Linked DNA regions of Homo sapiens: region 2 is linked to region 1. Evidence: chromatin loops called from intact Hi-C (ENCODE). Cell type or tissue: PC-3. All regions are shown on one strand. Each heading gives the region's core, and the rest is flanking DNA. Links, peaks and the distances in the headings are about the cores only. Region 1 overlaps RUNX1 (RUNX family transcription factor 1). Region 2 overlaps LINC01426 (long intergenic non-protein coding RNA 1426).

Region 1 (15,456 bases), core at 4,957-12,956:
CAGGTTAAAGGAGTCTTTCACGTGACTGTGTTCTGCTTGAGCTCTTGATTTTTTTGTTTGTTTGTTTAATTAAATATAGTTATTTCTATTTTAAAAGTGAAAGAGCTGGCTGTAATTTTGGAAAGGTGTAACCCAGCAGATGCCGGGAAGTACAAACCTGGAGGGAAGGACAGGCCTCTGCAGCTGCCCCCCTCCTCACAGGCAAGGATGACCATGTCTAGAGCTCACGGGATTCCTTTTGGGTGGAGGCAGCGTTGCCTCTGCTCTCTGGGCAGCCCGTCCTTGAGGACCAGGCTGTTAACGTAGAGTCTTGTGATGTGGTCTGTTTAAGGGTGGGGCTTCTAGCATCCATACATCAGGTGACATCTGGGATACTGGCTTAGAGGGCAGCTAGGGAGTAAGGTAAAATGTGCAGCTTTCTTTTTTCTTTTTTTTTTTCTTTTTTTTTTGAGGTGAAATCTCACTCTGTTGCCCATGCTGGAGTGCAGTGGTGCGATCTTGGCTCACTGCAACCTCCGCCTTCCAGGTTCTAGCGAGTCTCCTGCCTCAGCCTCCTGAGTAGTTGGGATTATAGGCATCCACCACCATGCCCGGCTAATTTTTTAATTTTTTTCATAGAGATGGTAAGGTGGAGCCATTACTTACAAACTGTAGAGTGCTTCCTGAGGCACTAGCTTTCTTTCTGTCTGATTTTTGTTTTTAGAGGGAGTTATAGTTAAAATAGGTTGATCAAAGGGCCTAATCTTCACTCAGCTACTTTTTAAAGTACTTGGTTGAGATCATGTCATATGAGTATAATTCTTCTATGACTTTGAGTGTGTATAGCAAACCTATTATATATGTGAACATGAGAAATAGGATCTTTATATATGGAGAATGTGCTTCAAGTGAAGAAGAGAAATGCATGAAAAGTACCTATGGGCCAGGCGCAGTGGCTCCCGCCTGTAATCCCAGCACTTTGGGAGGCCAATGCGGGCGGCTCACTTGAGGTCAGGAGTTGGAGACCAGCCTGGCCAACACAGGAAAACCCCATCTCTACCAGAAAATACAAAAATCGGCCTGGTGTGGTGGTACACGCCTGTAGTCCCAGCTCCTCAGGAGGCTGAGGCAGGAGAATCGGTTGAACCCAGGAGGCGGAAGTTGCAGTGAGCCGAGATGGTGCCACTGTACTCCAGCCTGGGTGACAGAGTGAGACCTTGTCTCAAAAAAAAAAAAAAATGAAGGAAGGAAGGGAAGGAAGGGAAGGAACCAACCTGTAAACTGGTGGTGATAATGGACCTAAAAATAATTGCTCTTAGGATTGAGTAACACCTAGTTCACATTGTTATTTTCTCTTAATCATAAAAATACTCGATAATAGCAATAGCTAACATTAAATAGTGTTATTTGCCCAACACTGTTCACAGTGCTTCACGCATATTAATTTATATAATCTTCAAAAGAACAGGCAGGGAAATTGAAGAAAAAATAAATCGTATACCTTGCCCAAAGTCACGCAACTAGTAAGCCAGCATGTAAACTAAGGCGTCCAGATGCTGGCACGCACCGATGCCAGGGTCTGTTTTTAAGAACTGCACTGGCCGCTTTTTGAGCTTCATGGTAATGTAATTCCTGTATTTTTTATTGGGAGAGTTTATCAGTAAAGTTCTGGGTCACATACAGTTTTCTTCAAGAAAGCAGAGCCCTGTTGCTTTGGCATTCATCATTTTTTTTGTACTGACAGGAGGGAATCAGTGTTTTCCCCGGCAGGGCTGCAGGAAGTACCCTCCCCTCCCACACCTCCCCAGAGTTCATAATACACAGCCATGGCCATGCTGGTCACAGGTGCCAGCAGTTGGTTCTGCTTCTGTCACCAGGGTCCACTTGGGGACCTGGCATGAAGGGGGACCTGACCCCGGGGTGTTGTACAACATAGACCTCTTCTTCCGGTGTTGGCCTTCACGAAAGATGGGTAAAGTGGAGTGACCTGCAGAGTAGTGGTCCAAGTCTGGGTCCCCCTTTAACAAAGGGTTTCGTGGAGGGCCCGTGTGCACAGCACGTAGCCGCCGGGGGGATGAAAAGATGTGTCACTCTTTGCTCTTGAATGATTATGAAAATGTCAGATGGTTTTATGGATCTGTGATCTCAGGATTGTAATTACCAATCCACAATCGCATTGCTCACTGGGAATTGCTTCAAGCGTATTTTCCAGGTAGTGAATGATGAGCTACTTAATTCCTCTTCCCTTGAATTCATCAGATTTGGACTTGGACTTTAGTTCTTTCTAGATGCAATCCTGATCCACACAGGAATTAGAAAGTAATTCTTCCTCCCCTCCCACCTAAAGCAGGAGCAAGGCAGAGGCTCAAAGAGGAGGAAAATGCTGTCGTGACTCACATCCCCTCCTCCCCACTTTGAAAGGCATTTCAGGCCAAGCTGAAAGTTCTGGGGGAACTTCCCCCTGGTACTTTTAATTCCTTCTGTGTTAAGCTCCTCAACTACCTGATGACTTGGCAAAGGCAGTTTTTAAAGCATTAATAATAATCGTGCCTAAATGTTTCCAGCGAATTTTAGAATGTCTTTCTGTTGAATATTTTTAGTAGTATCAAACCAGTCCAAGAAGAAGAATTTTACATGCATACAGACTTCCTTGACCCTAGAGTGGAGGTTAAGGTCTGAAAGGGCCCCTGGGGTGAATGGGAACCTAAGAGGACCGTGAAGGGAATGGGCTTCTGTCCCAGAAGCGGCAGTAACCCACCTGGTGCAGCTCTGAGTGAGCTGGCGTGGCCTGTGTATTCTTGGTAACTTTTCCTGTCTTATACAGAAACCACTGAGGTTTTTTGTGTGTGGTTGTTGTTTTGTTTTGTTTTGTTTTGTTTTGTTTTTTGAGACAGAGTCTTGCTCTTTCGCCCAGGCTGGAGTGCAGTGGCGCCATCTCAGCTCACTGCAACCTCCACCTCCTGGGTTCAAGCAATTTTCCTGCCTCAGCCTCCCGAGTAGCTGGGACTACAGGTGTGTGCCACCACGCCCGGCTAATTTTTTGTATTTTTAGTAGAGATGGGGTTTCACTGTGTTAGCCAGGATGGTCTCCATCTCCTGACCTCAGCTGATCCACCCGCCTTGGCCTCCCAAAGTGCTGGGATTAAAGGCATGAGCCACTGTGCTTGGCCACCACTGAGATTTTCTAAGATGGCATTTGTATTGCTATAGAAAGAAAACAAAATAAGAGTTCCTTCCAGGTAATGTGAAAACCCAAAGAGATGATCTAGGCACCTTCTCAATCCAATGTGGGAGCAGAGAAGAGGGAAGAAACTTACACCATTACATTGAATTTCTCTTTCCGTCTGGACCCTCGCAAAACCATATCACTAATTTGAATGCCACACCAGTGAGGTCAGGATCTAAACTAATATATTGCAGTCCTTGTTAGAATTCATTGTATGACATGCCATAAGAAAAAAAAAACCCTGTCTGCATTTAGGCTTCTGTTTCTTAAGCTTCAAACATGTAAAAAGTTTTCTGGATCCTGAATTTAGGGACCTGGGTTTTCACACTGGTGCCACCAGGCCAGTGGGTGTGAACTTGAGCAATTATCTTAAATACTTTCGTCTTCATTTTCCTCTCCTGTTGAACCAGGCAATGGGACGAGATAATCTCTAAATTAGTTCTCATGCAAAAAGGGTAACAAAATATGGTCAGCAAAATAAAGCCGTAAGTTCGTTCCCGTAAACTGGCCCCTTAGAGGCCGAGGCCTCCAGGCCTTCCCTGGGCAGTGCCATCCTAAATCACATCAGGCAAATCCACATGCACTCAGGTGGTACATGAGATAGACGTCGTTTTTTTGCTGTAAAGTTTTTAAAGGGCTTTCTAATTTGTTCTGAAATTCTCTGGCTGTAAGTGGCTGCCCTGCCTTCTCTGCCACCAACATGTAATCAAGACTAGGGGTTGAGGTCTCCATTTTGGCACTTGCTAACACTATGAGAGCCGATTCCTGGGGGAGCAGCTGGTCTGACTGAGCCTCTCCAAAACGGGGACAGTTGGTAGTACCACCGTCACATCACTGGAAGGCTGAATGCAGCAGCCTCTGTGGCTTAGAACCATGCCTGGCACACAATACATACTCAAAAGAGGACAGGTATAATTCAGATTTAGTCTTGAAATCCTTCTGGAAATGAGAAAACTTTAACCAAAAAAGATCTGTGGCTCCTAAATTTAAAAATTCATGAAGTTGCCATAATGGTACACTTTTTTTTTTACATTTAATTAAACATTTATAAATTTTGATTTATTTTTCTGGATTTCGTTTTGTGTTGAGACCCAGTAAAATTTCTTTTCTAGTATAGCATGGGCCCTGGAAACACTCTGGGCACTGTTCCTAAGTCACTAACGGGTGAAATGGCCTTGCCCCCAAATGTTGCACTTTGTGAAAAAGTCAGAAAGAAAAGTCACGTGTGGGTGACATCAAACATCAGTGCTTAAGATCTAACACATGGGTCCTGTTCAGTAGAGGCATGACACAGCTGCAGAAGTCTCCACACTGTCCTAGAAACGTGACGTGTAATGTAGCAGGTGTCTTGGGGTCGGAATTCTTGTACTAGGCAAATGCAGTGTGTCTCCCAAGCGTGCCTGGGATCTCTCCCCGCAGCCAAGCTTTGCAAGCACATAAACATGGCCGGCCACCCACTGAGTTTCCTAAATCAGTGACCAGCACTGGAGACCCTTCCATGTGTGCAAGGCAGCTCCGCCTGCTGCCTGTGTCCTTTGGGGGTCTGATGGGGCAGCCCCAGTCTGAGATGGTCAGGCCTTGTCATTGGGTGCACGTCTCCCATGGGGATGGATGGACCCACAGCTTTCAGATGGATTGCGGTTGGCAGTCACAGCATCCCAGCACATTAAAATACATCAACTCCTGTGCTTTCAGGTAGATTTAGAATTTTTCTCATACCCTAGCCACTTTCCATTTTTCATTTTGAAAAATTTCTCCTTGAGTTTTCTCAAAGGCTTCAGTTTTTTTTGTTGTTGTTGTTTTTTCCTGTAAGCCATGTAACTAGGAAAGGCATTAGTAAGAATTTGATACACTGGGTCTCATGGAACTCCACTACTACCACCAAAATAATAATAGTAATAATAATAATAATAATTCCAGTTTAGCTTAAATAAGTAAAAGCTACCCCCTTACACCATATCTGCATTTAAATTCATTTGAGCTGATAGGCAATTTCTGTGTTCTCCTGTTCATCGCATATTCTTTTCCTTTAAAGGCAACTTTTAGAGAAGGTTTGCTTTTTTTTGCTATCAAAGTATTAATTATGAAAAGTTGGCAATACAGAAAGGGTAAATTAGGTATAATCTATTACCGTACATTATGGCTATATTATCAGACATATCACAAGCCAGTGACATTTAGTTGGATGTGAAATTCCTTTTTTATAGTATGATTGACACATGGTATATTTTCATCAACTTCTATGTGTAAATTATGCCGTGTCACTGGTAAAATTTGCTGTCATGAATAGCCAAATATTCTGGATTCACATTCATAGGTGAAAGCCAAGCTAATATATATATATATAATATATATTATATATATACTATATATTATAATATATAGTATATATATAATATATATACTATATAATATATTATATATAGTATAATATATTATATATACTATGTATATAGTATATATAATATATTATATATACTATATATAATATATATAGTATATATAATATATATATAATATATATTATATATTTTATATATAATATATATTATATATATATTATATATATATATATGTACCCAAAGCAAAGTTCTTTTCTGTTTGCCTTTTCAAAAAGTAACACAATGGAATCAATCTGCCAACTCTCAAGACCCCTAGAAAGTTATTTAAAGGCAGTACATTGGTTTGGTACTTTCATGATATACATATACTTAGTTTCCATTAAAGCAATTATTGACAAAAACCCAGACTGCTATTGAAATCTTTCAGTGTACTTCCATATACTGAAATGTCGAACATTTGATACTTGTTTGATTTTGTATTTGTTTTTGTTCACCATGGCTTAAAAGTCATATTCTGATTATTTAAAATAAAGAGTAAACATTTGAAATAAGTTCCTAGATACTACATAGATTTATGGCCCTTTGAATATTTTCCTGGTACCACCTTATTTTCACTTACCTTTGAAGTGGTTGTATGATATTTCCAGTTCATTCATTTGAAAGAGCTAGGAGAAATATGCGGAGCCACGTCCCACGCGCCTCTCGGACACTACTCGCCAGGCATAGCCCAGTGTTTCAAAAGTGAACCAGGGGGCTGGGCGCGGTAGCTCACGCCTGTAATCCCAGCACTTTGGAAGCCCGAGGTGGGCCGATTACCTGAGGTCAGGAGTTCGAGACCAGCCTGGCCAACATGGTGAAACCCCGTCTCTACTAAAAATACAAAAATTAGCCGGGCATGGTGGCAGGCGCCTATAATCCCAGCTACTCGGGATGCTGAGGCAGGAGAATCACTTGAACTCGAGAGGCAGAGGTTGCTGTGAGCCGAGATTGCTCCACTGCACTCCAGCCTGGGTGACAGAGTGAGACTCTGTCTCAAAAAATAAAGTGAACCAGGGTGCTCAGGTAGCCTCGGTGAGCGAGAAAGGAGTTTGGAGCTTCAAGTCTAAAACTGCGTTTCACAGTTTTCCCATCTGTAGAATGGACTGCATGATACCTCTCTTGCTAGGGGATGTGAGGATTAAAAGAGATAGCCTGAAAGGCGAGCTGGAGCAGTGGCTGATGGCGAAGCTCCAGAGCTGGCTTCCTGATTCAGCCTGGCCTCCCCTTCGGGATCAGATTAACCTCCCCACCCTCAGCCTCCTTGGGTATAAAACCAGGAGTATGATATCCCTCTGTTGGGGATTATTGTGCGGATTGAATAAAATAATTCATGTTAGGGCATAGCACCGTGCTGGGCACAGAAGTGTTCCTTAAATATTAGCTGCTATTATTAAAGCACATGCTCTAGACGGGTAGGCCCCTTGACCATGTCCCAAAGACCTTATGAGAGGAAACAAATGGAATTCTGTTCAAGTGGGGGCCAAATATTTACCATTGCCAAGTACTTAAAAAAAAAGAAGAAAAAAAAAAGCTTGGCAGATTTGGCCCTCACAATACAGTACAATAAGGGCTTTTTCTCTTTTCCTTCCATACTACCTATTATTAATTCCAATTACTGCATCACTGAACTGGCTTCAACAAATGTATTCCTCATTGAAACATAACCCTGTCAACCATGTTGCCCTACTTCCTTGAGGGAGAGGTGATCTTTTTCCAATTAAAGGTTTTATCAAAATGCAGTTCTGCTTCTTAACATGAAGCACCTATGCTGTTGTGTGACCTGCAAAGCTCTGAGCATCTAGAAGCTTCCCCTGGGTCATCTATAAGATGGGAATAATACTATGAGTTCTGCCTACTGCACAGGGTTCTTGAGGACACATTGAGATAATATATATCAATGTGCTTTTTAAGTAGTCTGTCAATTAGATAATATAAATATAATTAGATAATTAAAAAATAGAAAATCTATTATTGTTTTGCATGTACTATATTAAAATCTTAGGGATTTTAAATAAAATTAATTGATTTATTGAAAGTAGATATTATCTCGTCGTGTCTTTCAGGATTGGTGAGAAGAAATTAAAGAGAAAAAATTTAAACATTTAAATCAGACCCCACTGTGAATCCATACTTTTAGAAATTTTACCTTTTTCCATTCACATATCTTAATGTTTTCTCTACCTACAACTAGATACCCTTTTTAAATGTTGGAAACAAAAGAAGTAACCTTGGCAAATAGTTGAGAACTGAGTTTTATATGAATATACTTTTCTCTTGCAAGACCAAATACAGTTTTTCTTCTAAAACTCTGTTATTCCATTTTCTTTCAATGAAATGCTCACAGAACCAGAAGGCTTGGGAAGAGGCTCAGAGCACCTAAGAGTTGCTGAGTCCGTATTCCTTTTTTCCCCTGTGGCTTTTTATATATGCTGCTCGCCTGAGATTTCTGGATTTGATTTCAGGGAGGTGAAATGTTACACCCCTGAGTCTCAGTGCCAGTTTCCCAGGACGAGTCAAAAACTGCAGCTGCTTGGAGGTGAGAATCTTCCAAGGCTCCAGAGGCCAGCTCGCTGTCCTGTTCATTTGCTGACATGCTGCCGGGAGCAGCTTCAGAGAAACCCGTTCTATTCTTCGGGTGATTCAGCCAGTCTCAAAATAAATAGGTAGCTGAGTGCAGGGAGAAAGAACTGGAAACCACTGAAATTTGAGTCTTGAGGGCTGGTCTGTTCTCGGGAGCTGCTCTGTTGAACTCTAAAAGGAATCTTGAGCCCTGGGCGAGGGAGTGGCCTGACCTGGTGGAAAGACTGCGGGCCTGCCCGTGGAGTCTATGTCTGGCCCTGCTAGCTCAGTCAATCTCAGCAGCTCATGTCTCCTCTTAGACCCTCAGATTCCTCATCTACAGAAGGAGAAAGAAGAGGAGATTGAATGATTTTTAAGGTCTTTATCAGCTTCTAAAAGTTTGATTTGATGGTTGTAGGAGCAATTGTTCTTTCAAAGCACCATCTTCTAACCTCAGGAAGGAAAGCCCAGGGGCCCCTGGGATGTCCTGCCAAACTGGGAAGACAAAGATTGTGACTGAGAAGGTGGGGGCAGGGCAGGAGAAGGGGGAAGAAGGGAGAATGGATCAACCCCAGGCCGGGGAAAGAGATGAATGAAGGTCCACGCCAGAGTGACATGCTCTAAGTAGGGGAAATCTTCCTAACTAGAGTTCCCATGACTTTGGCAACATTTGAAAAAAAAAAAAAAAAAAAAAGACATCCTTAAACCCACAAAGTACTCAATTGTCCAAGCCCCATTATGGCCAACTTCCCAAAGCTGGCTGGTCAGAGACCTTGGTGTTAATTCCTCAGCCAACTAAAAAAAGATGGTGTGAGTTCTGTTGACTTAATTGTTGGAGTGTTTCTGAGTGGGGCCGCCTCCCTCCTCTGCCTCCTCACAGTATTATGGGCTATTCTGCATTACCTGCCCTACCTATCTTCATAATCTAGCCGCAAACAGCTTTGGTTGACCACACCACTTCCCTATTGAAAGTTAATACTGTTTGACTCATTCTGTGTTACTAACCTGAAGCCAAAGAAAACAAGGCAGAGAATAACTGGCTTGTGTGGAGTTTGGAAAGCTCTTGGAGGCCCTGCTTTCAAAATCCTATACAGTAGCTTTACTATATCTCTCCGCTGCAGCTGCTGAGAAAATGAAGGAAGCAGAAGTGGTTAAAAAAAAAAGTTGGGGGTGGGGAAGAGACTGGGAAGGGAGTGGGGCGGGGTCCCCCTCCGGCTGGGAAAAGACAGGGTAATCTGCGGCAGTTTATGAGGGCTGTCTCCCTGAGCTGAGGTCTTGCTTTCACACACCAGAGTGTTCACACAGAAGAGGGACTGTTGAAGGAGTTAAAAGGAGAGGAAAGTTCAAAACAGTTGTTGAAAAGGCAGCTCTCCTATTGCCTGCGTAACACAGAGGAGCTGGGAGGCTGGTCTCACCAGGCCAGGCAGCCATAGGCAGAGACTCAAGGTAGACAGGCCAGGGGGAAGTTGTGTACCTTTCGAATCGGGAAAGGATTGAGGAGGGGGAATGTTGCCGGACAGAAGGCTGTCCTGGGCGTCCATCCTTGCCCTCCATCCCTGTCTCCATCCCTGGCAAGGATGGAACCTTCCCTTCCTTCATTTCCTAACTGGCTCAAATGTGGTCACCAAGGTGAATAGGAGGCACTAGTGTCTTGGAATAAACAGAACTTTCCCTCCCAATGTTACCTGGCAGACAGTGGGACCAGCATCTTCATCACCATGCTGTGCTCTGTGGGAGTCTAGGCAAACAGCCACTTGCCCATTCAGGTAACTTTAGAAGAGGTCTCCCTCCTCACAGATGCCCTTCTCAGCAGGTGGCTGCTTCTGGCACGTGGACAACAGTGCATAGAAGTGAGCCTGATGCCTGAATGAGGCTGTCATGACACAAACAACCGGAAGCCTTATTTGTGAGGGAGGGTCAACGTTCTGTTCAAAACAACTTGCTGCGGTTGGCTTTTGTACTAGTGAGTACTCAGGAGCTGTGAGTGGCCAGGGTACCCTGTCCTTCTGTACCAGCCAGGACCTGCTCAGCCATCTGTCCAAGGGCTTTGCAAGGCCAGCCTAGAACCTCAGTTGGCGTCTGTGACAGGAGAGAGCGTCAGAGTCAGATGCTGTTCCCCTGCTGTTGGGAAAGTCCCCGAGGCCCAGGGGGCAGGGCTTTTAGAAATAGGAGGGAATTTCCTTCCCTCTTTTTAGAAGTACAGAGGAGGAGAGATCATCCTCCACACTGCTGGATGAGCATTCCAGAATAAATCTAGTCCAGGAAAGGGGCTCACTCATTCATTCATTCACTCACTCACTCATTCATTTATTTGTCCAGCATTTATGGAGGCATCACCCAACCTTGGAAGGGCCCTGCCTTTACCTCGGTCCTGTCCAAACATGCTCAGTGTCTCTGCCCATTATGTATGAGATCTGCTGCTGCGGGAGGGGAACTGAGATTCCTGCAGGGAGGTTAGGAGGCCAGTGTGGAGAGCCTCAGTGCTGGTAACATGCTCACGCAAGCAGTGTGTGTGCGCCTCCTGGATCTTCTTCTCCTGGCCCCCAGGTCTTGCCTGTCTACCCCAGGACTAGCCCTGCTGATGCCTGAACTCCAAAGCCATGTCAGAAGCTCCAGGCAGCGTTCTGTGAGTCAGTGCTCATATCTCCATAGTGCGCCACCCGCCACCAATACTTTCTTTCTCTTCTGCAAGTCGCCTTCTCTTTAGAGTCTGTCCCTGGGCAGGAGCTACTCTGATCAACAAATCCATGTCACTGGTGGTTACCACTCTCTGGTTACTTTTCAGTTACGCTGTAACTGGGGGTTTCCTTGAGATAAGACCTTAACCTAGGGAGGGTTGCTAATATTTGGGATTATAGGCTGGTAGAAGAAGAAAAACCTTGAATTTGGGAGCTGTCTGCACCCTTCTTAAGAAACTGCCTCCACTTCCCCCACAGAGGGCTACCTCTGGTCAAGAGCAAAAGCCAGCAGGTGGCTTCTCTGCCCTGAGCTCAAGTTACCTCCTTAGTCACCAGACAGAAATGGACAGTGAGCCCTGGCGACCGGGGATGGCAGATTTAGATTTTGAGTGCTCTGCTTTTAGGAGAGGCCCGAGTCTCATGTGAGTGGGCGAAAAACTCCACTGCTCGTGGCAATGAGCCCTGGACTCAGGGAGCAGAGTTTTGTTTGGGTTTTTGTCCCGTGAGTCTTGGGCGCATGGTGCAGGGGGGCTGGGGAGGGGCAGGCCTGTGTGCGTCTCTGGCTTGAAGTTGTATTGGTTGTTGATCTTGCCTTGGCGTTGGCCAGCCTTTCCTGTCCATTGACTGTTGCTTGCTACACTTGTCTTGGCCCATGTCCTGAGGGCGATCACAGAACGGTGTGTGTGTGTGAGTGGATGTATGGATGTGTGATGGATGTATATGTATGTATGTGTATATGTGTGTATGTCAGTATGTGTGTATGTTTGTATATATGTGTCCCCATGTCTGTATATCTGCCTGTGTGTATATGCATGTGTGTCCCTGTGTGATATATGTATATGTGTGTGTGCGTCTGTATATATGTGTCTGTCCTGGTTTGTGTCTGTATGTGTATGTGTGTCTGTGCATGTCTTAATATATGTGTCTGTGTGACGTATGTACATGTGTCTGTGTGTATTTATATGTGTGTATCCCCATGTGTGTTTTATATCTGTGTGTGTGTCCAGGTGTCTGTGTATGTGTGTGTCTGTATGTGTTTACATGCATGCCTGTGTTTGTGTGTATATGTCCATGTGTGTCTGTATGTGTGTTTATACATGTGTGTCCATGTGTATCTATATTTTGTTTTGTTTTGTTTTTTGAGACAGAGTCTCGCTCTGTCGCTCAGGCTGGAGTGCACTGGCATGATCTTGGCTCATTGCAACTTCTGCCTCCTGGGTTCTAGCAATTCTTCTGCCTCAGCCACTTACTTGTAACTGGGACTACAGGCACGTGCCACCATGCCCGGCTACTTTTTGCATTTTTTAGTAGAGATGGGGTTTCACCATACTGGCTAGGCTGCTCTCGAACTCCTGACCTCATGATCTGTCCGCCTCAGCCTCCCAAAGTGCTGGGATTACAGGCATGAGCCACCGCGCCCAGCTGCATCTGTATGTTTTTATGTGTATGGCTGTGTCCGTGTGTATGTTTGTCCATGCATGTCTGTATGTGTGTATGTGTGTGCATGTGTGCCATCTGTGTTTTTGTATGTCTCTCTGTGTGTGCGTGTGAGAGGGTACTCACTACAAAGAAACAGGAGAAGCTGGTGGACTTTGCTTATGTCAGAGTGCCACTCTCAACTCAGCAAAAGAGCCTTTGACCTATTCTTTTTGATTTTTCACTATGAAAATAAATGAGTTTTCCTGATTGATTTAATTTTTTTTTTTTTTTTTTTTTTTGGAGAGGTCTCCCTCTGTCACCCAGTCTGGAGTGCAGTGGAGCGATCTTGGCTTACTACAGCCTCTACCTCCTGGGTTCAAGAGATTCTCCTGCCTCAGTCTCCCAAGTAGCTGGGACTACAGGTGCGCGCCACCATGCTTGGCTAATTTTTTTATATTTTTAGTGGAGATGGGGTTTCACAATGTTGGCCAGGCTGGTCTTGAACTCCTGACCTCAAGTGACCCGCCTGTGTCGGCCTCCCAGAGTGCTGGGATGAGCCATCAGGCCCGGACTGATTCAACTTCTAATGAGACAATTCTCATGAAACTGCTCAGTTATGATATTGTATTTTTTCTCAACAAGAAGTTTTTCTGTAGTTACATTTCAGCTGAAAACTTTAATTACAACTTCCTTCACCTGAAATGATTTCTGCTTTCCCACAACCTAGTGGAGGGTGATTGGACAGCACCAATCATGAAGGACCTGAGTACTCATTCATTCATTCAGCCAACATTAGTGAGCCTCCTAGGCTCCAGTTGGTTTTATAGGTGCTGGAGACATGGCTGTGCAGAAAAAATACAAAATCCCTGTCTTTGTAGACTTTACAGTCCCATGGGTGCAGACAGACCCTGGATAACATTAACATGTGCTATGGAGAAAACCTAAGCCAAAGGGCTAGGGACTGGCTGGATGTGGGATAGTCTGCAACTTAAAAGGGGATCTCCAGGAACTCCTCAGGGAGAAGATGACATTTCAGCAAATACTTGAAGGGTGGGAGGGATCAGGTCCACAGGGATCTCAGGGAAGAGCTTCCTGAGCAGAGGAAACAGTAAGTGCAAAGGCCCCAGGGCAGTGACACAGGGGCAAGAGCAAGGTGGCCACTGCTGCCGGAGCAAAGAGGGGAGCTCAACCTATCTGCCTTCTAGTTTCAAGTAGGAGGCATTTGCCTTAGAAAACAGGCTTAAGAAAATGCCACCTGACCTCAGGTGACATGACCTGTACTTCATGTCACCTGAGAGGCCACTGTAGGACCATGGTTCGGGAAGGCCCAGAGTAGGAAAGCCCCATACACAGGTGGACCCAGTGAGTGCTTGCTTTCCTGTTACCACCCACAAGAGTACAAAAGCTCTTTCCGACCAAAGGCTCTGCTATTCCTGCTGGTGATTCTCTGGGGCTAAAGCATCACCCCTCTAGAAATCGCTGAGTGGGTAAAAGGGATTCCTAGGAAGTGGAGGTATCCTAGGGGACTTGCCAGGATTCATCCACCTCTAAGAGGCTTAGGGGCATGAGCTAGAGGAACAGGGGCCTGCACAGGGAGTGTGGGCGGGGTGGGTGACAGGTACTCACCTAAGACTTATGTGCCTACTGCCACTGATGGAAAAGGTGGGCATTCAGGGCAGATGTCTCATTGTTTTCCAACCCAGACAAGAAGCTGGGAAATGAGAGCCTGGATGAGTGTTCCGCAGAGTGGCTTTCTTCCCAGGTGCAGCCTCTGACAACTTCCTAGCAAATTTTAAGGTGTGTTTAATGTCCCACTCCCTCTGGACTCAGCCTTGGGATGGTAGAGGGGGAGGGGTGAAAGCAGAATGGAATGTCCCAGTCAGTAGGGTAGCACGAAAGGCTCTGTGAAGGCTTAAGGGAGAGAGGAGGGCACCTTTGAATACTGAAGTCCAAGGTCACTCATAACTAACTGTCCAAAGGGTCACTGATGAAACAGCTGGAGGCAGAGGGAGAGTGAATTCTTAGGACACCTCGTGCAAAGCTGCTGACCCCCAGCACACAGAAAGATAGAGCAGGCCAGGTGGGATCGCAGGCTGGGCGACCTGGTGGGGATCAAGACAGAGCTCTGAGACCAACCTGACAGCTAGACTTGGCAGTGGCTCCCGCAGCCAGGTGTCTGCCTGAAAAAAGACAAAAGGGAAAACTTTGAAAGTCGTAACCTCATTAGAAGTTGTTCAAGAAAGACCGTGCTTAGAACCAGTTGAGTAGATAATGGCAGCAGATGTAATTGTTGTGGATGCTTTTAGAGTCCCTTGGAGTAATCCTTCTTAGTCTCTTAATTCCAGGCTTCCAGATACGGAGCCTCAGTGATGAAGAGACTTGTTCTTGTCCACAGCAAAGGTTGGTAGAAAAGCAGATTTAGAATGGAGAATTCTTAACGCCTACTCTAGCATTCACGTTTCCCTGGGACCATGTTGTTTCTCTAGAGGGGAGGAGGATTGTGGCATCTGCATTAACACCCGGTCCTGTGGGCACTCAGAGAACTTAACTGCTGCATTTGTGGAACGGAATAAAGGTTCCATGTAACCCTTCCCTGCCATTCCCCAAAGTCTTTCTATAGATGGCACAGCAGAAATTACTTCCTACTTGAGAATCTGGGGTTCACCTTAGCAATCAGACTGATTATCATGACAGTGACTCTGACAGAATGTGCCCAGTTATTGTAGGAGACAGAGACGGTCACACACCGGCCTATCTGCAGGGCAGAGTTTGGGCATTTTCAGCTGCTCTGTGTGTATTGAAGAGTTAAAAAAATGAAAAGACGGCCAAATAGTTATCACCAAAAGGAGGCCGTCAGTCATTGCTCATGAACACAGTCTAAACACAGTTCAGGCATATTTAGTTCGCGTGTTTCTCCCCAGCACACAGCAAATCAGAAGCAGGCAGGAGAAGGGAAGTAGTAATGCACATTGGAAGCTTGAGTATCAGGAGGAGCTCTCCCTCTCATGCAGATATTCCCAGCGTGCTCCCTGTATCGGCAGCCTCAGCATCACCTGGGACCTTATTAGAACTCCAAATTCTCAGGCCCTTCACCCTAGACCAACCTACCAAACTAGAATGCCCAGGTAATTCCATTGCCCACTCAAGCAGGTGAAACACAGCCTCACAGCCTGCAGGTCACAGTGTGGCTGGGGCTGTCTTCTGATTCTACACA
Region 2 (15,456 bases), core at 3,776-11,775, 75 kb after region 1:
CTTCCAACATGTATTCGGTGATCCAGATCTGACCCTTTGCAAAGCCAGAAGACCCTTGAACTGTCCTCCCCATGGTCTCATTGTCCATGTTAATAGGTGAGGAATTTCCTCTTCCTTTGGCCTTACTGCTGATGGGCAGTGGGCTGAGTGTTGGCTCCACCTTCTCCCTACATCACCTGGCAGTGAAGAATGGAGGGAGTTCACTAAGCCTGTGCGTGCCTTGAGTTTGATTGTCAAACAGAATTCCTTGCATGTTAAAACCTACAAAAGCAATAGGATTTATATAGCTGAAATACTTGTACCTTTCTTCCATTAAAGAACTTTAGAGAGGTAAAAATTTCTAGTTGCCTACCCCAATATCGGTTTTCCTTAGTCATAGATTCCCTTGGGGACATGACGGCCTGGAAGAAAGACCACACCACCCAGCCTCCTCACAGCTTGGTGTCCCATATGACAAATTTCTGGCCAATGTTATCTAAATAAAGGTGGGTATGGCAGTTTCCAGAAAACTTTCTTTAAAGTTTACATGCTTTGCCCATTCTCCATTTCTGCCCCAGCCCTACTGCCTGAAATGAAGAGGTGATGATTAGAGAAAGAGCACCACATCCCTAGAAGGGTGGATGGTGTTAGGAGGAGCTTGGCCGAGTGTCTTTGTGGAGGCCCCATCCCAACCCTGGATTGCTTGTGTCTGGATTCATCTACCATGAAAGAAGTTAAACATCTATCTCTCACATAAAGCATTCAAATGTGGGGTTCTCTGTCACTGCAAACAAACCGAATTATAACTGACATACACGTAAATGGTTTCTATGAGTCAACTTTGGCAGAAGCACTGACCAGGGGTAAAAGTGCTTTATCTTCTTTCAGATTCTGATTTCTTCCAGATTCTTAAGAGCCCTTCAGGGTGTTCAAGGACTACAAAATAATGAGGCAGCGAGGGGAGGTGTGAGGGTAGCACTAGCATCTACCATAAGGTGCTTCCCCTGCTAGTTCATCGGCAACTCTGCCCCAAGTTTCCAACAAACCTAAAATGTCTAGGTGGATTTGTTAGAAACCACTTCGACTGTGATCCATGTGCCTGACAAATGCCCTTAAAATTCCATCCAACTTTAGAGGTTTTTGCAGTATTTCCATGTGCCATTTTTATTTGCCATCTTGCTTTTTTAAATATTCAATATATCTAAGGCCATCTCTCTTTTTTAAATCTTTGATAAGCAGTCATCAAATTTACAGTGTTTTGTAAATAATGAATTTTTTAAAAACATTTTGGTGTTGTCTTAGTCCATTGGGGCTGTTATAACAAAATATCATAGACTGAGTGGCTTATAAATGATAGGAATTTTTTCTCTCAGTTCTGGAGGTTGGGAAGTTCAAGATCAGACTGGCAACATGGTTGGGTTCTGGTGAGGACGCTGTCTGAGTTATAAACAGCTGACTTCTTGCTTTGTCTTTGCATGGTGCAAAGGGTGAAAGAGTTCCCTTGGGCCTCGTTTGTAAGGGTACTAACCCCATTCATGAGGCCTCCACTTTCATGACCTAATCACCTCCCAAATGCCCCACCTCCTGATACTCACTTTGGAGGTTAGGATTTCAGTATATGAGTGTAGAGGGTATGCACACATTTAGAAAATAGCAAGTGTCATTTTTCCTTGTGAATAAATGAGAGACTTTTAAGCCAGATTTTCTAAAGATACTTTTCTCAAAATTTAGTTAATATTTTTTTAGTTAGTTTTAATCAATTATGTTACCTTGTGTTTAGTTTTACATGAAGAGCTTACAGATGTGAAACTTTCAAAGAGGTGAATTTTAAGAGAATTAGCCATTAGGTGATCAATCATTAGGCAGGTTTTCTATGAATTGGTTTTGGGTGACATGCTCCTTGACACATGTCGCATTTCCAGAACCTATGCTCTATAAACGTAGTCAAATGACTTGAAATCTCCAAGTCTCAGCTTCCACACATGTAAGATACAGATTTTTAGATACCCATCTCATTTAGCTACTGATATAAAAGGGAAAAATAAAAAAGAAGACAATAGAAAATGTCAGAGAGGATAAAGAACAATGACAACTCTCACACTTTGCAGGTGGGAGTATAAATAGATATTACCAATTGGAAAAATAATCTGACATTACTCCTAAAAAACTGAACACACACTTATAATAAGTCCTAGTATATCCCTAAGACTATTTCTAGTAGTGTTTTCCACTGCTAGAAAAATACTTCACAAACTCCTTTCATGTGTACCCGAAGATGTATGCAAATGCTTACAGCAGCACTTGTACTAGCAAAAAGTGGAAACAACCCAAATGTCCACAACAGAAGAATAGATAATAAGTTGTGTTACGTTCTTGCAGTGGAATAGTATATAGAGATAAACAGGAATGGGCTGGGCACAGTGGCTCATGCCTGTAATCCCAGTACTTTGGGAGGCCAAGGCAGGTGGATCACCTGAGGTCAGGAGTTCCAGACCAGCCTGGCCAATATAGTAAAACCCTGTCTCTACTAAAAATACAAAAATTAGCTGGGTGTGGTGGTGGGTGTCTGTAATCCCAGCTACTCAGGAGGCTGAGGCAGGAGAATCACTTGAACCTGGGAGGCGGAGGCTGCAGTGAGCTGAGATCACGCCAGTGCACTCCAGCCTGGGAGACAAGAGCAAAACTCTGTCTCAAAAAAAAAAAAAAAAAAAAATGGACTACCATTACATACGGCAAGATAAGTTATGGTGAAAAAATCAGAAGAGCACACAGAGTATGATTCCATTTATATAAACTTCAAAAGCAAACAAAACTAAATGATGTATTTTTTATGCAAGCATATCTAGATACTTTTAAAAATCTAGGGAAATGATTAACACAAAATTTAGGATCCTAGTTTACATTTGGTAGCAGAGGGGGAGTGACGGGGGAATTCTGGGATTCAGTTGTTCTGTTTATTAGCTTAGGTGGTTAAAGAATGCATATTTATTTTGTCATTATCCACAAAATTTGGTTGAAGTAGACTGCTAACATGATCAAAACTCAATTTTGGATCAACTGAGTTTGCTCTGGTCCATAGTCCTCTTGGAATCCCATAAACTAATCTGTAATGTGACCATTAAATACCTGTGGTCACCAGGGGAACCAGGTAGAAAAGCTTCGGATTCCACATTCCAGTGCCTGTGGTTCTTGTATGCAAGGTAGAATTTATTTCTGTTGCATCATTTGGGTCAGAGGAAAACGCCAACGTGCCGTTGAGGCTGAAAGTATTCATCAGTGTAAGTCACATGGTGATCTGACTTTCTTTGAATGTTTCTTAACAACCGCCATCCTCAAAGCCCTTACAATGTCCCTGCAGTTGTTTATGAGCCCTCTCGGGTTGTTCCATGAAACAGAGGCTATAGGCATGTTGTCCATAGATTAGCCCTTCCGGATGTGGCTAATGGTTTCAATACCAGGCAACGGGGATATATGTTTGTGGGCACTGAGGAGTAGGAGATGGTTAGAGACCCTTCATCAAAGTAAAACAGAATGGCACCAACCACAGATTTAATTCAAAAACAAAACACTATTGGTTGTGGTTTCAATTGTCTCTTTCTTTCTTCACAAATACCTCACATCTGTGTAAAGATTGGCTCAAACCCCACTTAAAAAGCAAGCCCTTACCAAGATTCTAGTTCATTGATTAACAAGGAGGGAAGAAAGCTTGCTTTATGCTGTAAAAAGTTTGATTTAATTGCCCTCCTCCCTGGCCTCTTTTTGTCTAAATTGCAAAGTCCCGCAGTCTTGAGACTCTACTTGGATTTCCTCCCAATATTTGAATACATAAATATAGGTCTGTGAGTACGCTGCCACCGTTTATGAGCCTTTTAAAGATCAAAGAGTCATTTTCAGCTCTTGGGTTTGTCACTTTAAAACATACCGTACTTTACAATTTAATGGGTAGTTCTTTCAGAATAGCCCATTAGCTCTCCCCATTTCTGTCTTAACAGAATCCTACAGTTTATATAAAGAAGAAATGCCTTTAATGCAGGATGCAACTCAATTTCCAACATCTTAAAATGCTCAGAATCTCCCTTTACTGGAGCTGAGTTTTAAAGGGTACAGTTCTGAGCCACCATACATGTCATTCTAAAGATGCCAGTAGCTCTGATTCAAAATTGGTTGGTCACATTGACAAAAGAGAACATCAAAAAGTCAGGAAGAAGTAAGAGTCCACAGAACACCACTTCTCCAAGTGCTTGCAGAGCTTGAAATGTAAAGAATGACTCTAAAATTATGTAGCCTGGGGACCAGGTCATATTGCGTAACAGGTTAACAGTGACGATCCTTGCATGTTTACCTAATGTTTTTTGGGGCAACACCTTTAAATTCAGCATTGGGTTCAAATTTGAACTTTTGGACAGCTTCAGTATTTCTTACACAGATTAAGATGACTATAGAACAAATAAGAGAAATAATAAAATGAGGAAAAATAAACATCTTAAACTTTTAGTTTAAATTGATGCACTGGCTGAAATCATAAGCATGATCTGTGTGTTCACAGAACTGGTTCTCAGAAGCATACCAGGTTGCCTGCCCTAAAGTTAGGTGGAGTTATTTATTTGGTTTGTGGAAAGTAGGTTTTGAAAGATTACTACCTCCATCGATGGTGGTGGAATAGTGTGTTACAAATTAACACTCACACAGAGAAAAATTAACAATTTTAAATCACTTCTCTCTCTCTCTCTGTGTGTGTGTGTGTGTGTGTGTGTGTGTGTGTGTGTGTGTGTGTGTTTGGAGACATCAAACCAAAGTAGCAAGGACTTGAGGAGCCAATATCTTGGGGAAAAAAGGAAAGTTAAAAAGAAGTGAGAAGTGAGATAAGTCTGACATATGTCCATTACTTTATTTTTCTCCTCAAGGCATTTTATGTTTCTCAGAAAGATGCTGAGAAGCTAAGAAACTTCTGCATGTCTTGCAGGGAGCAGGAACAAAATTGGAGTGAAGGACTCTCCAAAGAAAAGAGGTGCTGGTAAAGAGCACAGGCTTTCCACTGGGGTGCTCAGAGAGCTATACTTGGGAGAACAGCCTCACAGGTACTGAAACTCAGACTCTAATCACCCCAATATCTGCATAGGCAAGTCATTCCAAACCAACTGACTTCAAAACATACAGAGCTGCAAATTGTCTCAACAATTTTTATACAAAATGCTTTGTGTTTAATTGCAAATTACTTCATACACCAGGAGACATGAACACATAACAGAAAACTGAGAGAAATCAACAGAGAAAGGAACAGCCTCACAGGATTTATCAGATATTTAGTTTAAAATATATGTGATTAATAAATCCAAGAAATTAGATGGCTATGTGGAAACCCTCAGCAGAGAACTTGAACCTGTAAAAAGAAGAAAGTGGACATTCTACAACTGAAAAATGCTTGAACTGAAATTAAGAAATTAATGAATGAATATAATAGTAAGTGACAGAAAGCTGAAAAAGGAATTAATGAACTGGAAGATCAGTCAGAGGAAATAACCAGATTGAAATAGTTTTGTTTTGTTTATAAATGGTACATACAGAAACATACAAAAAGAAACATAAGAGATGTAAGGTTACATGATGAAAGGTCCACTATGTATGTATTCAAAATTCCAGGAGAGGAGAATGAGAATAGGTAGGAACAGTGTTCAAAGAGACGATAGCCAAGAAGTTTCCACAACTACTGAAAGGTAACAAGCCACAGTTTAAAAAGTGCTAAAAACACCAAGCAGGATAAATACAGTCATGTGTCACTTAATGACAGGATAGGCTCTGAGAAATATATCATTAGGCAATTTTGTCATTGTGTGAACCTCAGAGTGTGTTAGTGTGTACTTACATAAAACTGGATGTATACATATTTTTAGTTACACACACACACACACACACATATATATATGCTTCATATGAAAAACCAAATGTCTCAGCACCAATACTGAATATCAATCATTTCCCCTATTTGATTTGTAATGCCAACATCAAGTGCCGTACATCAGGTTTCTATTTATGCTCCATTACAATCTTATAGGACCTCTGATGTGTAAGTGGTCTGTCATTGACTGAAACATGGTTATATGATGCATGACTGTACTAAGAAAACTACATCTAAGTACATCATAGTAAAACTGCATTGAAAACCAAAAACATGGCCGGGCACGGTAGCTCACGCCTGTAATCCCAGCACTTTGGGAGGCCGAGGCGGGCGGTTCACGAGGTCAGGAGATCGAGACCATCCTGGCTAACACGGTGAAACCCCATCTCTACTAAAAATACAAAAAATTAGCCGGGCGTGGTGGCGGGCGCCTGTAGTCCCAGTTACTCGGGAGGCTGAGACAGGAAAATGGCGTGAACCTGGGAGGCAGAGCTTGCAGTGAGTCGAGATAGCGCCACTGCACTCCAGCCTGGGCGACAGAGCGAGATTCTGTCTCCAAAAAAAAACGAAAGAAAGAAAGCAAAAAAGGAAACCAAAGACAGAAAAAACTGTTAAAGCCAGAGAAAAGAAAAAAGACATATTATCTTCAAAGAGCAACTGTAAGACAAATGACTTCTAAACAGAAAAAGTAGAAGTCAGAAAGTAATGGAGTGGCATCTTCAAAGTGCTAAAAGAAAATAACTGCAAACAGAACTCTTTACTCAGTGAAAATATATTTTAAAATAAAGACAGAATAAAGACAGTTTCAGATCAACAAAAACAGAAAATTTGTCACCAGAGTATTGCAATACAGAAAAATTATAAAAAGAATTCTTTGAGAAGAAGCAAAATGATTTCCTATGGAAATGTACACTGCAAGAAGGAATGAGGAGCAATGGAGATGGTAAAATACAACAGTATGAAACACTAAAAATATCTTGTGAGGCTTAAAAATAGACAGAGAATTAAAATATGTGATAAAAGTAACCCTACAGGCAGGAAAAAACAAAGTATCCTATGGACTTTGCCTTGTCCATGAGTGATTTAAAAGGTATTAATTTACATTAGATTTTAACGTCAAAGATGCGTGTTGTAATTTAGAGTAACCACTAAAAGAAGGTATAATCAACAAACATTTAGCAGAGCAAAGGAATAAAAAATTATTCCAAATAAGGCAATAAATATGTATTAGCTGTCTACTGATTTGTAACAAGTTGTCCCAAAACTTAACACTTAAAACAACAAAACATTGAATGTTTCACAGATTCTAGGAGTAAGGAATTTAGGAAAAAGCTAAGCTAGATGGCTCTCAGAGTCTTTCATGAGCTTGCTGTCAAGGTGTTAGCCAGGGCTTCAGTCACATGAAGTCTTGCCTGGGGTAGAAATACAGTAACTGCCCCCCGACCCCCACCCATTAACCATGGTTTTGCTTTCTGAGATTTCAGTCACCCACAGTTAACTATGGTCTGAAAACGTTAAATGTAAAATTGCAGAAATAAACAACTCAGAAGCCTTAGATTGCACACCGTTCTGAATAGGGTGATGAAATCTCATGCCAACTGGGACGTGAATCATCCCTTTGTTCAGTGTATCCGTGCTGTATACCCTTCCTTTCATCACTTAGTAGTCAGTCATCTCAGTTACCAGGTTATCTGTTGCGGTATCACAGTGCTTGTGTCCCAGTCACCCTTATTTTACTTAATAATGGCACCAAAGCACAAAAGTAGTGCTGCTGGCAATTCAGATAAGCCAAAAAGAGGCCAGAAAGTGCTTTCTTTAAGTGAAAAGGTGAAAGTTCTCAGCTTACTAAGGAAAGAAAAAAATCATATGCCGAGGTTGCTAAGATCTATAGTACAATAAGATATTTTGAGAGAGAGAACCACATTTACATAACTTTTATTACAGTATATTGTTATAATAGTTCTATTTTATTAAATATTGTTAATCTCAATTAATATATAAATTAATTATAAAATTTATAAAGCAGGTACATGCCTTTTTTAATCTAGTCTTTAAAAATCACTGACTGTCATTTCTGCCTTATTCTATTTGATAGAAATGACTCCCTAAGTCTAGGCCACACTCAAGGAAAAAGAGATTAAGTTCCACTTCTTATCAGAGAATCTGTGGACATGGTTTAATACTGCAATAAAATGAGAGAAAAAGAATTACAGAAAATGAAACAAATAGAAAATCAAAGACAAAAGGGTAGATTTCAAACCACATATCTCAGAAACTATATTAAATACAAAGATTAAATGTTTTGGTACAATGACAAAGACTAGGAGACATGATAAAAAATATGCTGCTAATAAGCACAACTTAAATATGAGTATACATTTAACAGAGTAATGGAATAAATAATTACTTTGAATAAATAATTTAAGGCTTATGAATTGTTGATTTCTGCAATTTTCCATTTAATATTTTCAGCCTATAGTTGACTGTGGGTGACTGAAACCTCAGAAAGCAAAACCATGGTTAAGCGAGCATTACTGGAATTCAACCCCAGTAAAGCCTTCATATGACCACGGCGCTGGCTGACACTTTGATGGCAAGCTCATGAGAGGCTCTGGATTAGAGCCACCTCGCTTAGCTGTTTCTGAATTCCTTACTCCCAGAATCTGTGGAATATTAAATGTTTTGTTGTTTTTAGGTGTTAAGCTTTGGGGTAACTGGTTACAAATGAGTACATAGCTAATACACACTGCCTTTCTCAAGATCTTTCTCAAATCTTAAATATGATAAAGATTTAAAATAAAAGGATGGAAGTAGATATACACCATGCAAACACTAACCAAAAGAAAGTGTGTGTAGCCACATCAATACTAAAATAGTCCTGAAGGCAAGAAGCATAACTGGATACAGAGGGACATTTTATAATGATAATGACATTTTGTTATAAAAGGGTGAATGTACACAGAAAATATAATAATCCTAAACTGATATGCCATTAACAACACAGACCCAAAATATAGAAAACAAATTTATCAGAACAATAAGGAAAAATAAATAAAAGATCCACAATCACAGTAAGGAGATGGAGTATTTTAATACGCAAATAATAAACTTAACCTATTTGATACCTATACAGCACTATATCCAACAACTGTAGAGTAAAAGGCATGGAACATTTAAGGAAAAATAAATAATAGATCCACAATCACAGTAAGGAGATGGAGTATTTTAATATGCAAATAATAAACTTGACCTAATTGACACCTATACAGCACTATACCTAACAACTGTAGAGTAAATGGCATGGAACATTTACCACAAATTGACCCTATGCGGGTTTACAAAGCAAGTCCCAACAAATTTCAAAAGATTAAAGTCATACTGGGTATGTTCTCTAACCTCAGTGGGGTTGGATTGGAAATCAATAACTAAAAGGGAATTAGAACATTTCCAAACATTTTGAAATTAGGCACTACACTTATAAATAAATCATGGGTTTATGCAGAAATCTTTAAAGAAATACATATATTAGATATAAATATATGTAATATAAATTATATATTACAGATTTATATAGAGATATACAAGTCAATAAATATAAATTATATATGCTATATATTGATAAATATAAATTAGAAAATACATCAAAACTGTAAAATGTAGCTAAAGCAGTGCCTGGAGGGAAATTTGTAGCTCAAAGAAAGTAGATAAAAGGGCCGGGTGCAGTGGCTCACGCCTGCTATCCCAGCACCTTGGGAGGCCGAGGCGTGTGGATCATTTGAGGTCAGGAGTTCAAGACCAGCCTAACCAACAGGTTGAAACCTTCTCTCTACTAAAAATACAAAAATTATCCAGGCGTGGTGGCATGTGCTTATAATCCCAGCTACTCGGGAGGCTGAGGCACGAGAATAGCTTGAACTTGGGAGGCAGAGGTTGCAGTGAGCCGAGATTGTGCCACTGCACTCCAGCCTGGGCCACAGAGTGAGACTCTGTCTGAAAAAAAGAAAAAGAAAAAGAAAAAGAAAGTAGATAAAAGGAAATGATACAGATAAGAGCAGAAATAATGAAATGGAAAACAAATGCAATGAAGATAATTTTAATTGGCCAAGATGAGTTCTTTGGAAAACGTGTGAAACTCATAAGCTTTAGGCAAAACTGATTATGAAAAAAAGAAGGAAAAAAACCATCAATGTCATGACCAAAGAAAGGGAGACTTCACTACAGACATTAAATAGATGTAAGATATTATAAGCAACCCTATGCCAATTAATTGAAAATTTAGATAAAATGAACAAATTCACGGAAAAACACAACATATCAAACTGACAGAAGAATAAAAACTCTCTAAATAGATTAAATAATAATTTAATAACTAATTATTAAAATAATTAGTTCCATGATTTAAAACCTCCCCGTAAAGAAAACTTCAAGCCCTGATATTTCTTTGCTGAATTCTCTCAAACACTTAAGGAATTAATAACACCAATTTTACATAAATTTCTTCAGAGTTTAGAAGAAATAACATTTCATTTCATTTTATGAAGTCAAAATAACATTAATACCAAAACCTAAAACAAACATTGCAAAAGAAGAAGGGAAAAAGTACAGAACAATCTCTCCCATAAGCACATCAGCAAAAAGCCTAAACAGAGTATTATCAAGCTGAACTCTGCAATCTACAAAAGAATAATATATCAGACCAAGTTGAGTTTGTTCCAGAAATTCAAAGTGGTTTGCCATTTAATAATCAATTAATATAATAGACTAGCATAAATCATGGTGTATTTATGCAATAAGATACTATATAGTCCTGAAAATTAATAAACTTATTAACAAAATTAATAAATTTATTAATAAAATTAAAGTTAATAAAATTATTAAGAATAAACTGCTGCAACAGCAAGATCTATCTCAGAAGCATTCTTTTTGTGTGTATGTGGTGCCATCTCGGCTCACTGGAACCTCCACTTCCCGGGTTCAAGCAATTCTCCTGCCTCAGCCTACCGAGTAGCTGGGACTACGGGTGTGCACCACTACGCCTGGCTAAGTTTCATATTTTTAGTAGAGATGGGGTTTCGCCGTGTTGGCCAGACTGGTCTCGAACTCCTGACCTCAAGTGATCTGCCCAACTTAGCCACCCAAAGTGCTGGGATTACAGGCGTGAGCCACTGCACCCGGCTATCTCACAAACATTCTTTTTTAAAACACAACTGTTACCTTCGTGTTTAAGAAGCAAAACATAAAATAATACATACTGTATGATTCTGTTTATATAAAGTTCAGAAATAGGCAAAACTAATCTATGTTGTAGAGGTCAGGATAGTGATCACCTCTACAAAGGATGCAGCAGGTAGTGGTTAGGAGGAGGCTTAAGAGAACTTCTAGGGTCTGGATAATACTCTATCCCTCATATGGGTGTTAGGTTCTCAGGAGTGTGTTCATTTTGGAATAACCCATCAAGCTACATCATTAGTTATGATTTATGTATTTTTCTGTCTCTCTGTATATTTTCATGCAAAAACCTCTATAAATGGATTTACACATTGGAACTAAAAGTAGTTGTTTAGATATTCCAGATCTAACAATCCAAGTTATATACTAAATCAAAGTTGCATAGCATTTACAATCCAAAAAGTGCATTTGTACATTACTTGTTCACTCTTCACTTTAGTCATCAGAGGTAGCATAGGGTGTACATGTTTCCATTGTACATATGAGGAAATGGAAATACTAGTAAGTGCAGTGATTTTTTTCAAGATTACATAGCTACTATCATAATACCAAGTCATCCAAAAATTTTAAAAACCCAGAATTATTGAACTATCGACCATATATTTGCCTTGGACTACAATTTAGCAAAGTTCATTTAAACTACTTCAGTTAAATTCATGAACATGGCTATATAGACTCCATTTTCCCCCACTGATTTTTAGAGCCAGATTATCCAGCGTAGGGTGATGGATAGAACACAGACTGCAGTAAGGCCAAATGTTGGCAAAAAAAAAAAAAAAATCCACACCTTGCCATGAATTTGGATATGGTACTTCATTGTTCTAAACCTCACTTTCCCAATGCACAAAATGGGACTAATAACATACCTTTCATAGGGTTATTATGAGGGGTAAATCAGATGACATGGAGGAAAAAAATGCCCCGCAGAGTGCCTGAAAGTAACTTGTGCTCAGTTATGGCGGTTTTACCCCTTCCTCCCAGCCACTAACTTCATTTAGGAGGTGAGTCATCTGCCCCATGGAGGTCAACCCAAAAGCTCTTCAAATAATCATAGAATAAGGCATAGAGGGGCACTTGAATTTATCTAATGCAGCAGAGGCACCTATGGGTGAACTGGCTCATTCAAGGTCATTAATTAGTCAGACACAGGCCAGAATCCGTCCTTTCCCTTTGGCAAGTGGTAAATGTTTCCAGAGTGCATCCAGGATCATATTTTGGCATCCTGCTGTTGGGAATGAGGCTGGGGCACAAAAGCCACTGAAGTCAACCCAGCCATGGACTGGGGCAGCCCAGGGTCACAGGGGCATTTGAGGTAAGGAATTGAGACTCCATTCCCTGCATTGAGAAGGATCCAGATAGAGGCCCTCCATGCATGGATCTATAAGGGATATTTAGAGGGACTCAGTTTTGTTTTGTGTTTCCCCAAGACTCAAGTCTACCTGGTGGCTTCTACTTCCAGTAGATGATTTTATTAAAGGGGCCACACACATTTTTGGTAAGGGTGACATGCACCCCCAGAAAAGAGACAACAGAACTTCTCTGGTGCAAGAGCAGGGCTGCATTTAGCCATACTCCTGCTAAGTGACAACAGCAGTAACAGTAATGGTGGCTGCTGGCAATCCTCATAAAGGACAAGCCTATTAAGTGCTAACCCTGTGCTTGGCTCTTTATGAAGCACTTGGCATGGATTATCTTATTTAAATGATCTTTGAAATAACCTCTTTAAAATATTTATAGACATATAAAACAATATATGTCTATATATAGACACACATATATACACATATATACCCATACATGGCAGCCTCTCCATCCTTCAGACAGTCACCAATATGTATGGGTATATATGTGTATACATATATTCTTTTTAGAGACAGGGTCTCACTATGTTGCCCAAGCTGGTCTCAAACTCCTGGGCTCAAGAGAGCTGCCTACCTCAGCCTCCCAAAATGCAGTGATTGAAGATGTGAGCAATCACACCTGGCCAAGAGATATATTATTATTTTCATATTACACATAGAGCAGCCGAGCCTTAGAAAAGTAGCTTGTTCATAATTGCACAGCTAGTAAGTGGCAGAGCCATGACTCCAACTGAAGTAATCTCTCTCCAGAACGCATGTTCTTGGCCCATATTCTATACCACCTCCCTACAGAGTAGGTTCTTTGTTTAGTGAATACATTAATGAATGAGTAAATGAATAAGTGAGTGAAAAGAAATATGGATTGAGTGCCTATTACATTCCATGCAGTGAGCTAGGGCTACTGCTAAATTTCCAACTTGCAGGTAGATGATGTCATCAGGTCCTGAGATGAAGAACACAAAAGTTCGAGCATCTGTGAGGCGGAAGGTGGTGGACTGAGTTCTGGCCATATGATGCTAGGATGTCCATGCGGGACATTTTGGGAGGTCTTCATCATAATCTCCCCACATATTTTCTTTCCCTAAGTAAGTCTCTGATCCATGCAGAGATAGACAACAGACAAGCTGAATTTCTCTGGGGTTGCTCATGTATATGTCCACTGAGCCTGTCAGGATCTTCCTGATCAGACTGGTAGCTCTTAGAGAATAGGGACTGTTAGCCTCACACACTTGCAGGTCTCACATCACTACTCACTGATTGATGATTCAATGTGGCTGTTCTCAAACTTGGGCCATAAATCGCTTGGGGGAGCTAACGTCTTAGGAGTTCACCCATCAAGCTTGCTTCTTGGTGACACTGTACATATATGTCTCTTGACCAAGCAGGAAGAATTATGTTGGCTTTCTGTGAGACACCCATGACATGCTGTCAAAGCTGAATTATGTGTTTTCAATTAGTTGTCCTTGAGCTTATTCCAGAAGCAGCAACCTTCAAGGCTTAGTACAATTCCCATCTTCTCCACAAAGCACTGCTGGCCCATGGCAGCCTCTGCATCCTTCAGACAATCACCAAGACTCACTGTCTGGGCCATAATTTGGCACTTGCCTTTTATTACATCATTCATTCTATATCGTATACCAACTGTAAGCTCCATGAGGGCAAGAGCTATGGCTTCCACTTCTTTGAGTAGCAAGATAAGATTTTTAGATACATATTAATTCTACAAATCTTTATGGGGCATCAGTGATATGCCACCCATAAACAACAGAAGCAAAGCAGATTAAAATTCCTTTTCGAGTGGAGGTACTCTCTTCCCTACACTTCCTTATTCTCCCCACAACTCTCTTCCTTTATTGCTACAGTGGTATATGCTAACCACTGAGAGGGGCTACAAAGAATACAGAGATCAGGGCCAGGTGCAGTGGCTCACTCCTGTAATCCCAATGCTTTGGAAGGCTGAGACAGGAGGATCACTTGAGGCCAAAAGTTCGAGATCAGCCTGGGCAACATACAGAGACCCCCATCTCTACAAAAAAAAAAAAAAAAAAAAAATTAAAACTAAAATTAGCCAGGTGTGGTGGCATGTGCCTGGCTAATTTTATTTTTTTAATGTATTTATTTATTTATTTATTTATTTATATTTTATTTTTAGCCAGGACTCTAGCTACTCAGAAGACTAAGGTGGGAGGATCACTTGAGCTATGATTACAGCACTGCACTCCAGCCTAGGTAACAGGGCAAGACCGTGTCTCTAAAAGAAAAAAAGAGAGAGAGAGATCAGAGTAAAAGTTATGCCTTTGGTGTTCCAAGTCAGGCCTCTGGGTGTCACATCAGGGTCAAGGTTTTTAATTTGCAAGAGGAGGTTTTTGAACTCCCAAAGAATATCAAGCCCTGGTCAAGGACACTTGGTAGAAAAGAGCACACACAAGAACTAGATGACCGTGACCCTTTCCCTAGAGACTAGACAAATTTTTCCCCACAGGTAAGCTTGGAGCTGGCCCATGCTGGCAGCCAATTGTTAAATTTTCAGGAATTTTGTGAACTGCTTGAGGCTGGTAGCCTGAAATTGACCTTAATGGGAGTTTTCATGTCCCTGAAATCAGCAAGTGCTATAGATTCAGGCCTTTCTGCACACCTCTCCCCTTGCTATCAGAGCCAATTGGGAGACATTTGCCAGCACACCAATTCCTATCACTCCTTCCCCAGCCTGGGCCCTCAAAGAATTGCTCCCCTACTTCCCACCCCCAAAAGCAGTTGAGTAGAAAAGGCAGCAGGGCTAAGAAGAGATGGCCAAGATAGTACCAGAGAGCCTCAGAGAGCACCAGAACTTGTCCTCTCTCCCTGAGAGGGGTGTGCCTGGGACCTCACGGTCAGGATAGGAAGGAATCAGAGGTGGGGGCTGATGACTGGAGACCTCAGTAGGGTCTCCATGACAAAGACTCTCTCTGATGGAACTTTAGCCAGCCTTCTCAGGGCCCTCCTCTCCACTAG

Evidence for each region. Hi-C counts contacts between places; a loop is a spot of excess contacts. Peaks named below come from ENCODE experiments on the same cell type or tissue, not always from the same donor. Only the 100,000 strongest peaks of a DNase experiment are listed, where the experiment ranks them.
Region 2: it touches region 1 in a loop (8-fold over the local background); 3 of 110 quality-filtered maps call a loop at or near these places.

The regions. Positions count from the first base shown.
Region 1 is chr21:34,839,578-34,855,033 of GRCh38, reverse strand. All of the region lies in intron 6 of RUNX1 (RUNX family transcription factor 1), which reads left to right. The region is part of intron 1 of RUNX1-AS1 (RUNX1 antisense RNA 1); the gene reads right to left. Among named protein-coding and RNA genes, the nearest start is that of RUNX1-AS1, 11 kb to the right of the region's middle. In PC-3, for the core only: no CTCF peak of the experiment used is centred there; DNase peaks (open chromatin) are centred at 8,273 and 9,093; H3K4me3 peaks cover 1,543 bases; H3K27ac peaks cover 2,175 bases.
Region 2 is chr21:34,763,763-34,779,218 of GRCh38, reverse strand. All of the region lies in intron 1 of LINC01426 (long intergenic non-protein coding RNA 1426), which reads right to left. Among named protein-coding and RNA genes, the nearest start is that of LINC01426, 26 kb to the right of the region's middle. In PC-3, for the core only: no CTCF peak of the experiment used is centred there; a DNase peak (open chromatin) is centred at 7,508; H3K27ac peaks cover 441 bases.